Regions from separate parts of the Homo sapiens genome. Here regions 1 and 2 are each linked to region 3. Evidence: chromatin contacts called from ENCODE Hi-C or POLR2A ChIA-PET data. All regions are on one chromosome and are shown on one strand. The core of a region is the stretch at or near the end of the contact, and the rest is flanking DNA. Distances in the headings are between cores, read along the strand shown. Region 1 has its middle 24 kb from the start of CCR7. Region 2 overlaps LOC105371773 (a long non-coding RNA gene). Region 3 has its middle 17 kb from the start of CCR7.

Region 1 (3,421 bases), core at 791-3,290, 40 kb before region 3:
GTTGGCCTTATAAGCTTAGGTCAGATAAGATGAGACCAAGCGTGTGGCCCACCACCGCCCCTTGCTTCAAGAAAGGCAAGGTCTGGAAGGTGGAGGAGAGGTGGCATCTGGGGCAGAGTAGAGCATGGAGGTCCTCCGTGCACAGAGGAGCAAAGCTGTTGCCCCCTGCTCTTCTTCAACGTGGGCAGCTAGGACCTAAGCTCAGCACCACATCAACCTCATCTGACACGTGGCTGGAGGAACAGGGCAGTGGTGGCTGTGGTGGGTTGGCCACAGCCTCTCTTGGGCATGGCTGACCAGCTCTTTGGGCATAATGTAGCTCTTAGGAGGCCTAGGCCCAGGCTGAGCCCAGCGTGGGGGAGTAGGGAGTCTCAAACCTATTGGGCTAAAAATCAGCTGAGGGCATTGTTAAGATGCAGGTTCAGATTCCTTAGGTCTGGGGCCTGAGGCTCTGGTTTTTCACAAGCTCCTGGGTGGTGCTGAGGCTGCGGGTTCAGGTCATACTCTGAGCAGTGAGTGTGGATGCCTGGGAGTGAGAGGCTGAGCAAAACACTTTCCTGGCTGTGACCTTCGTGTCCCTTCCGGCTGTGACACTTTGTACATCGCCAAGACCACAAGTTGAGTGGGTGGTTGGGGCGCGGAGCTCCTGCACTCAGTTGCCCCACTGGCGGAGGAAGGTGGCTGCCCTTTGATGTGATGAAAAATAAGAACAGTCGCCAACCATTGAGAACTTACTCTGAGGACACCTCATCACTTGTATGTGGCAGAACATGGCCCTGAGATGTTTTTGAGGCTTGGAGGACCCTGAGTTATGAGAAAGTTTAGGGAGGGGAAGCACTGGTTTATTTGGGAATTATTCCCATCCCAGGTCTCTCTGGCTCTTTTGAGGGTCAAGGGTCTTATCAATCCCTTTCTCAGTGCCCAGCACAATGCCAAGAGTTCAGGGAGAAAGCAGATACCCCACAGAGACCTAGACAGGCCAGAGGCACTGTCCCTGGGCAGGGGAGGCAGGTCAGGCCGGCGGTGCTCACCCAGGGAGGCTCCAGGAACTCAACTCGGGCCTCTGATCAACCGCAGATAAACACTGAACTTTCTACCTGAGGAAGCTCCCTGGCAGGGCTGGGTTCCTGTCAAGGAGACAGAGAAAGTTTCCATTGAGTGGGGGTGTGTGCATGCGTGCGTGTGTGTGTGTGTGCATGTGTGCGAGTGTACGCGTGTGAATGCATGAGTGTGTGCGTGCATGTCTGTGTGCATGCATGTATGTGTGTGCATGTGTGTGTGTGTCTGTGTTTGTGTGTGTGTGCATGCGAACATGCACCGAGGTGCCCTATTATCTTTTCCTCTCTGCAGAAAATCAGGTCAGTGGTTTGACTGTTGTTGTTAACCGCAAGGTGGAGTGGGGAGGTGGCCTGAGATGCTGAGGCTGGGCTAGAGTATGAGGGCCAGGGTATGGGGCCACCAGGCTACAGGGCCCCCAGGAAGCAGTGGCAATGGATGCCAGTCTGGGGAGAGGGTGCTGCCTGCCATGTCCTGTTTCCCTCCTAGCATTACTCTCCCTTTCTTTAGGGCCTTGGCTGCCTGTCCTGGTAGCCGCTGTTGAATAACCCAGGGACTGTGGCTGAAGAGAGGCAGTCACTCTGCCTTGTGGCTCGGGACACGGTGGAGGGGTGGGAGGTGCGGGCAGGGCCCCCCCATGGGTAGTAGTAACAACAGCCAGGCTCTGGCAGTCGCACTTTCACACCGGAGTCCTCACCTCGCCCACAGTGCCCTGGAAGCATGAGAGCAGGTGTTATTGTTGAGGGCACTGAGAAAGAGAGAGAGAGGGGCCAAAGAGCTAGTTCAAAGGCATCCCGGTTCTCACTCTGGCCTCAGACTCCCCTTCTGGGGTCCTTGAGGGCCCCTAGGCCACCCCGAGGGGTTGGAGGAACACTTTGTCCATTCCCCGTGGCAGATGGAAGGACTCCGGAGCATGTCAGCTGCAGCCTGGGCCTCTGTTGGGTCCTCGGCTCTGGGTCTCTCACAGGCGGCCATCAAGGTGTTGGCTGGGGCCTTGGTCATCTCAAGGCTGGAGCAGGAAAGGACCTGCCTCCCCAGGCCCTAAGCTTGAATGGTGCTGGGGACAGGGGGCAGCACTCTTCTGGCACGGCAGCCCCTCCTCCGTCCTCTTGGCATCTTGTCCTTAAAGTTCATCGTTGCCTCGTCCGCTAACCTCCTCCCCCTCCTTTCCGCCTCCATCTCCCCAAGTCCTTCTCGCCTCTGCTTTTGCTTCCACGGCTGTTTCCTCACGGAGGCTCAGACAATAGAGGCTAATGATCCAACTGCTGAGAGCACACCCTCCTCTAGCAGCCAGAAATCATCTGTTACCCATCGCCCGCCCTCCCTGGGGCCCAGGCTTCCAGACTGAGACCTTTTCCTTCCCTCCCACTTCTTACTGGAAATGAGCCCCCGTCCTTCCACTCCCCCCTAACCCCCCAGGCCTCCCTTAGGGAGGTTCAAGGACTCGTCTCTGACTCCACCTATCTACTGGGTACCCCTCTGCAGGGGGGAGGCAGGGGCTGGTGCCCACGAACTCTGGAGGCCCTTCTGGGAGCACAGTCTTGCCATGACCTCTCTAGGTCAGCTCAGCTCCCTGTGCTGGACACAGACCCGGAGAACAGCTCAGCACGAGGTTACCAGGCTGACGTTGCACAGACTGTGCTGGAAATTACAGAGTGCCTTGGAGGGAAAAACAAACTGGGGTTTCAGTTCCCATGGAAACGACATCTATTTGCAGAGGTGCTTGCGTCAGAGCCCGGGACCCTGTGCTTGGCAGGGATGGGGTGGATGTTAAAAGGCAGGGTCATCTGTTGACTGTCTGGGACTCTTCCAGGACAGTGTCTGAAATGGGGCCCTTACCTTTAGCCATGACAAACAGCTCTTTCCACAGAGGGGCCTGTCTGCCTGGGCATGTCTCTGCAATGCTGGGGTTTTTGGGTAGATTTTAAACTTATGAGTCAAGGGTGTGGGAAGACCCCACATTCGCCATTCATGAGCATTTATTCCACGAGCATGTTTTGACCTATGATGTGCCAGGCACTGGGCTAGGCCAGCCAATCAGGAGTTGGTCTGGACCTGCTAAGTTTGGGGCCTAAAGTCTCCCTTCCTGGGAGGAGCTTTGGTCAGACAGGGGCAAAGTGGGGACCTGCCAGGGACCACGTGACGTGGGAGCACACAGGCTCAGCAATGCCAGTCCCCTCACTCTGTAACCAAAGCAAATGCCTTCTGTCCTCGTGTGTCACAGGGGAGTAATTCCTCATCTCACGGGGAAAGATGACCCCTAAACTAGCCACTGAGGTCCCCACAGCAGAGGCGATTATTCCAGCTATTGTTATGGAAGAGTGTCTATTGTTACCCTCTCTATCACTTTACACTTTACGAAGAG
Region 2 (3,518 bases), core at 124-2,623, 61 kb before region 3:
GAGTTCGAGACCAGCCTGGCCGACATGGCGAAAACCCGTCTCTACTAAAAATGCAAAAATTAGCCAGGTGTGGTGGCATGCACCTGTAATCCCAGCTACTTGGGAGGCTGAGGCAGGAGAATCACTTGAACCCAGGAGGCAGAGGTTGCAGTGAGCCGAGAGGGCACCACTGCACTCCAGCCTGGGCGACAGAGTGAGACTCCATATCAAAGAAAAAAACAAAAAAACAAAAAAACAAATTGGGCAGAACCACTGGGGTAAAATAGGCAACAAGCTCAGAAGGTTTACATATTTGGGGGGTGAGGGTCAGGGGAGGTGTCCCATGGAGGCGGTCTCAAAGGGAAGCCACGTGTTGAATACTTCCAGTACCAATAGCAGGGTGGGGGGATCCAGGAGTAGTGAAGCAGTGAATCCCCCAGCCCATTCCCACCCCTTACTCTGGAACCTCCTCCTAAAAGTACAGGAAAATCCTTATTTAATAACAATCAACAGAACAGGATTATGAACCGACACCATACAGAGGTATTTGTAAGAAAGAAGGTGGATGCCGGAATCCTTTCTTCAAACAGAAGCTTACCAGTAAGTGCAGACTAATACAACAGGTAGGTCAAGGCTAATCCAGTTGGAGGGGGTGCTGGTGGAGGTGGGCACTGAGGGAGGGGGTCAGCACCCTAGCCGTCCAGCCCTCTCCATCCTCCTGCACCCGCCACACCTGGGTTCTGTGCAGCCTGATGTGTCCCCACCCCCTCCTATGCAATGAAGGAGGGAGACGCAGAGATGGAGGGCGGCTTCCCCAAGACCACCCAGGGTACTGGTTTGTGGTGGAGCGGGAAGAGGTCACGACGCCTCCTGCCTAGCACTCCCTCTCTTACCCCAGCCTGTCTGTTGCCGCCTGCATCCCTCCATTCACACAGTGTCTTCTCCTGCCAGACACCAGCAGGACACAGCGGGCAGGACAGGTTCCTCTGGGTCTGCCCGAAGGACTCAAAGTCCAGGGACAAGAGTCGCTTGGTGGCCTCAGGAAGGAGAGAAGGAGGCACTGTTTCGGATGGGCCGGGGGAAGTGGAGGTGGGATGCAGGGCTGTGGAGTCCTCCTGGCAGCCTAGGCTGTGTGTGGGGCGTGGCGGGATGCCAGAGGGTCTGTGTTGAGGCCTAGCCCTGTCTCCTCTACAGTGGAGGAACTGCTTTGGGACTCAGTTTTGTTACTTGTAAAATGGGGCCACGCTCTGCCCTTCCAGCTTCATGTTGCTGAAGGGAGGCTCTAAGGAGACGGAAGCTTCCTGTTCCTGTAACAAGATGCCATGAGCGAATCATACTCTCAGCCTGGCCCCCAGGAGTCTCCTCCCTTCGGGCTTCTGGAGTTCCCTGCTCCACTCTGACCCCCAGGGAGAGTCCCCACGTATCCTCCCCGCTGTGGAGGGTGCCCTTGCAGTCCTCCCTGAGCTGCCCCAGGATGACTGGCTCCACAGGGAATGTCCTCCCACTCTGTAGGAAGTGGAGCATGGCTGAGAAGAACTCCCTGTGGTCAGGTCACCCCCATCCCCAGACGCACACAGACACAAACACATACATATCCTGAGGTATTGAAGAAGAATTCACCACACCCTGAAGATTGCTTTCCACAAAGCACTCTCTCCAAGCCCTGAGTCACCCAACTCCTTCACTCTGGACACCCTGCCAGGAACAAGGATATTTGTCCTTTCGGCAGACATGGGTTCAAGTCCCTGCTCCACTGCTAACTAATGGCATGGCCTGGGTCAAGCATTACTTGCTAATCTCAGTTTTTTCATAGGTAGAATAAGGATAATAGCATCAACCTTATATGTTGGTTGTGAGGATCAAGTGAGATAATGTGTGTGTGGCAGGAGGAAAGCCATCGGCGGGGGCGGGTGGGGGTCGAGTGTTCCATCCCAGTCTCTCCCTTCTCTCTGCTCATCAGAGAAAATCCTGACTTGGCCTATTTGAATTGTGTGTGTGTGTGTGTGTGTGTGTGTGTGTGTGTGTGTGTGTGTGTGTGCGCGCACGCCTCCCTTAACCCTCTATGAAAGGTGCTGATTTATTGGAATAGTCCTTAGGCATAGGCGATATAGAACTGGGAGGAGAGAGAGAGAGGGAAGAAGGATTAGCAGCAAGACTGAGGGAGGAGGGAGGTTTGAGCAGCTGTAATGGGTGAGGGAAGAGAGTGGGTGGGAGAAAGGAGATTTGAGAAGCATCGCTATGATCCATGAATCTTTGTAGTCAAGTTTAAGAAATTCAAGTAAACAGAGTTATTGTGAAATTATTATTTTTTGGTTGCTATTCTCTCTCTCCTCTCCCACTCTGTCTCTTTTTTTTTTTCTTTGAGATGGGATCTTGCTCTGTCGCCTAGGCTGGAGTGACGCAGTGGTGAGATCATAGCTCACTGCAGCCAATTTTTTTTTGTAGCAACAGGGTCTTGTTATATTGCCCAGGGTGGTCTCAAACTCCTGGCTTCAAGTGATCTTCCTGCCTTAGCCTCCCAAAGTGCTGGGATTACAGGCATGAGCTACTGCGCCCAGCCTGGTTGCCATCCTTGATGATAACGCAGCTTTGAGACTGGACCATTTGCATGACGGCCTTATAAGTGATACCCCTAAGTAACATGCTTAGCACACAGTAGGGACACAGTAGGCACAGTGACTGGTGCTGTATCCTCTCAATTTGGATGACACTTGTGTGCACATGTACTGTCTCCCATATTGGACTGGGTGTTTCCTGAGTGTGGGTTGGATCACATCAGCCTGGGAGCGACTTGAAGCCTGGGACTCTATTTTGTTTCCCTGCCCTCCCACCCCCCGCCATATTAGATGAGAAGCTCCTTGAGGACAGGGATTCTTCCTGTCCTGCTTTCTTCATTAGACCTGCAACTCCCAGTGTGGGTGATGCTCTTCCTCCTTTTGGCTCTGCTCGAGGACTGAGAACAGGATCCTGCTCACAGACTGTGTCTTAGACCCACCTGCCTTGGCCTCCCAGAGTGCTGGGATCACAGGCGTGAGCCACCGCACCTGGCCATGATAGCTTGGCTTTCATATCTCTGCCTGGCAGTGGGTTTGGGATCTTCATAATCCAGTTCAGCTTGCTGCAACTCAATTAGACTCCAATACTTATTGATTGCCCACTGTGTGCTAGCTATAGGACTGGGTGCAGGGGAAATATGAGGATTCCCTTTAAGGAATCCCTCTCCACCAGAGGGACAGGTGTGTGCAAAGCTCTCTTTGTTGCAGAGAGATTGGAACTACAGCAAAGGTATGAACAGGTGTCACGGGGACACAGAAGAAAGAGCAGTTACTCTTCCGGAAGGTTGGAGAAGATTTTGTGAAGGTGGGGATGTTTGATTTGAACCTTGAAGAACAAGCAGAGACCCAAGAAGTACAGAAGAGGGGAGGTGGAAATAGCATGAACGAGGTGGGGCATGGTGAGTAGTCTAGTATGGAGTGGGAAGGAGGAATAGCAATGAGCATTTATTGAGCACCTACTAATCACTGGATTCTGTGCTAGGT
Region 3 (3,228 bases), core at 1-2,500:
GGCTTGAAGGCCCATCAACCTAGTCCTGGGCCTTGAGGAGCTTGACAAGCAATGGAAAATAGCATGGGCATCCACATCTCCAAGCACATCCTTATACCTCATCTCATTTAGCCCTCGGGCTGCCCTGTGTGGCAGGTTTCCATTCTATGATTGAGGAAGCTGAGACTTGAAAGGAAAGTGACTTGATATTTGACTCTAAGCTAAGGGGCTTTTCCCACTATGCCAGGCTGCCTTTACTGATGTTGGGCATGGTCGGAAGAGCTCAGACCACGGCTGCCCCCTCTCTTCCTGGGAAAGACACCCTCAGACAGGTCTTTACATCCCATCCTGTTTTACGAAGGTTTCTGAGAATGAGCAGGGAGAAGGACCTACAAGTAACCTTTATAGTCATTCAGTCCAACCACCTCACTGATGACTTGGTTACCCAGAGGATAAAGAAAAGCTTAGCTTACCAGAAACTCCAGCCCCTGTTATTATGAAAAAGAACAGGACAAGTCTTGAGACCCCTAGAGGAGGCCTCTGATCTGGAGAGAATCGACAGAGGAGCCAGACCCAGAGTCCCCTGGAGGGAGCCAGGTCTGCAGAAGCTCAGAAACTCAGTCCTGCCTTTCTTGCATATGGAGTCCATGGTCATAGTAGCAGTGTCCTGGCTCTACCCAGAGTGTCCAATGGCTTCCTGTCCCTCTGGACTTGTCATTTAGTGGGCAAAGTCCAAGATCACACCTCTCACTCCTGCCCCCACCTCTTGCCCCTGTTTTATCTCACTTGGGAATAATCTGTTCCCATGTGAAGCCAACGAAAATGAGCCTCCACCAGTGTGGGGTAACCCAACAGGCAGATTTGGTATGGACACAGGGCCCCAGCCAGATGAAGACATCCCAAAGTTGAGAAGAGTTCAGTAATCAGAAAATCTAAAAAGATGCTCTTTTAATTTCAGCACACATGTACATTTTGTGTTGTCTGGTGAGTATTAGGAATTATATTTGGAGAGAGACTGCAATCTTTATAGGGTTCAGGGCCTTTTAAGGTCTTACTCGGACCTTGGACAACCAAGAGGGAAAGGGCCAACAGGTGTGAGGAAAATAAGTTGTGAGGCTGCAGGGAGGAAGAGGATGGCTCACCAGGATGAAGAAAAGGGAAGGAGAGGAGCTCTCAGTGGTGCAATTGGTTAGCGTGTGGCACTTACATGAAAAGGGAAGGAGGGCTTGGCACAGGCTAGCGGGAAGCCTCAGGTCACCCTGACACCTGTTGCCATGGCCCGGCGGCGGTTTCCTGACTTGTCAGGACGTGTGCACAGAGAGAACAATGGGTTTGCCTTGACAGGAAGATGCTTCCTGTTTTGCTGCATGGGTTCATTGTTGGGCATTAAGAGGGAGGGGTCTATGTGTCTGTGTTTTTCGTGTTGCCAAAAGCTCTCTGAGGGGAGAAGTGGGGGTGAGTGAGGACGGGGGTCTGAGGAAAGGTGAAAGGGAAAGGAAGGGAGCAGTTATTCTTCCAGAATTGCTCAGCCAAACCTCACGCCATTCTAGTTTCAGCCAACCAGAGAGGGTGGGGCTGGCCCTGCTGTCCTACTGTCCCCAAGAGCTCTAAGCCCAGAGCTTTTGTGCATGACTGAGGGCTGCCCAGAATCCCTCCTTTTGTTCCCCAGTGAGACCCGGTGGTGACCTTTATCTTGGCAAGGTGGCAAGGGCGACAGGAAACTTGGACTGAAATAACCTCTGTGGTGAAAGCAGGGGTGGGAAATGTTGAGGCTGGTCTCATGGCGAGTGATAAATTAGACATCCAAGATGCCCACTCCCCACCTCCAGCCTGCCCATTGCTGGGCCAACCCTGCACATTCACAACCGAAATTGTACATTTTTAAAATTTATTTTTTATTCTTTTTAAAAAATTTTCCATACGTTATTGGGGTACAGGTGATATTTGGTTACATGAGTAAGTTATTTAGTGGTGATTTGTGAGATCCTGGTGCACCCATCACCCGAGCAGTATACACTGCACCATATTTGTTGTCTTTTATCCCTTGCCCCTTCCTGCTCTTCTCCCCAAGTCCCCGAAGTCCATTGTATCATTCTTATGCCTTTGCGTCCTCATAGCTTAGCTCCCACATGTCAGTGAGAACATACAATGTTTGGTTTTCCATTCCTGAGTTACTTCACCTAGAATAATAGTCTCCAATCTCATCCAGGTCATTGCAAATGCTGTTAATTCATCTCTTTATGGCTGAGACTAATCAGATGGAATACTATTCCATTATACATATATATACTACAGTTTCTTTATCCACTCGTTGATTGATGGGCATTTGGATTGGTTCCATGATTTTGCAACTGTGAATTGTGCTGCTATAAACATGTGTGTGCAAGTATCTTTTTCGAATAATGACTTCTTTTCCTCTGGGTATACCCAGTAGTGGGATTGCTGGATCAAATGGTAGTTCTACTTTTAGTTCTTTAAGGAATCTCCACACTGTTTTCCTTAGTGGCGTACTAGTTTACATTCCTACCAGCAGTATAGAAGTGTTCCCTGATCACTGCATCTCTGTCAACATCTACTGTTTTTTGATTCTTTGATTATGGCCATTCTTGCAGGAGTAAGGTGGTATCGCATTGTGGTTTTGATTTGAATTTCCCTGATCATTAGTGATGTTGAGCATTTTTTCATGTTTGTTGGCCATTTGTATATCTTCTTTTGAGAATTGTCTATTCATGTCCTTAGCCCACTTTTTGATGGGATTGTTTGTTTTTTTCTTACTGATTTGAGTTTGTTGTAGATTCTGGATATTAGTCCTTTGTCAGATGTATAGATTGTGAAGATTTTCTCCCACTCTGTGGGTTACCTGTTTACTCTGCTGACTGTTCCTTTTGCCATGCAAAAGCTCTTTAGTTTAATTAGGTCCCAGCTATTTATCTTTGTTTTTATTGCAATTGCTTTTGGGGTTTTGGTCATGAAATCCTTGCCTAAGCCAATGTCTAAAATAGTTTTTCCAATGTTATCTTCTAGGACTTTTACAGTTTCAGGTCTTAGGTTTAAGTCCTTAATCCATCTTGAGTTGATTTTTGTATAAGGTGAGAGATGAGGATCCAATTTCATTCTCCTACATGTGGCTAGCCAATTATCCCAGCACCATTTGTTGAAAAGGGTGTCCTTTCCCCACTTTATGTTTTTGTTTGCTTTGTTGAAGACCAGTTGGCTGTAAGTATTTGGGTTTATTTCTGGGTTCTCTAT

What was found. A loop is a pair of places that touch in the nucleus more often than their neighbours do. ChIA-PET counts read pairs that join two places held with the same protein, here RNA polymerase II (POLR2A). Pooled maps may share reads with other maps.
Region 1: a loop to region 3 is called in a pooled map, with 2.9 times the contacts of the local background. The contact joins two enhancer-like sites. A Hi-C loop is called at or near these places in 2 of 168 maps with a recorded cell type or tissue (endothelial cell of umbilical vein and posterior vena cava), 6 of 37 single-sample maps with no recorded cell type and 12 of 50 pooled maps. POLR2A ChIA-PET finds 5 or more read pairs at or near these places in 15 of 52 experiments (B cell, CD4-positive, alpha-beta T cell, CD4-positive, alpha-beta memory T cell and 10 more).
Region 2: a map of endothelial cell of hepatic sinusoid shows a loop between it and region 3 (4-fold over the local background). The contact joins two enhancer-like sites. A Hi-C loop is called at or near these places in 4 of 168 maps with a recorded cell type or tissue (endothelial cell of hepatic sinusoid, endothelial cell of umbilical vein, heart right ventricle and 1 more), 7 of 37 single-sample maps with no recorded cell type and 10 of 50 pooled maps. POLR2A ChIA-PET finds 5 or more read pairs at or near these places in 10 of 52 experiments (A673, B cell, CD4-positive, alpha-beta T cell and 6 more).

Annotation. Positions count from the first base shown.
Region 1 is chr17:40,540,076-40,543,496 of GRCh38, forward strand. No RefSeq gene overlaps it. Among named protein-coding and RNA genes, the nearest start is that of CCR7, 24 kb to the right of the region's middle. RefSeq lists enhancers at 2,473-2,602, 2,883-3,052. Within about 2 kb of position 2,041, at least 30 of the 41 ENCODE cell types and tissues checked have a DNase peak (open chromatin) inside an H3K27ac peak, as active enhancers do; they include B cell, CD4-positive, alpha-beta T cell and CD8-positive, alpha-beta T cell, where a contact is called at or near this core.
Region 2 is chr17:40,520,223-40,523,740 of GRCh38, forward strand. LOC105371773 (a long non-coding RNA gene) reads left to right here. Exons shown (of 4, transcript NR_188623.1): 2 at 493-602; 3 at 3,243-3,433. Among named protein-coding and RNA genes, the nearest start is that of TNS4, 20 kb to the left of the region's middle. Within about 2 kb of position 1,374, at least 5 of the 41 ENCODE cell types and tissues checked have a DNase peak (open chromatin) inside an H3K27ac peak, as active enhancers do.
Region 3 is chr17:40,581,206-40,584,433 of GRCh38, forward strand. No RefSeq gene overlaps it. Among named protein-coding and RNA genes, the nearest start is that of CCR7, 17 kb to the left of the region's middle. RefSeq lists enhancers at 1,019-1,158, 1,179-1,428 and a silencer at 1,187-1,332. Within about 2 kb of position 1,251, at least 11 of the 41 ENCODE cell types and tissues checked have a DNase peak (open chromatin) inside an H3K27ac peak, as active enhancers do; they include B cell, CD4-positive, alpha-beta T cell and CD8-positive, alpha-beta T cell, where a contact is called at or near this core.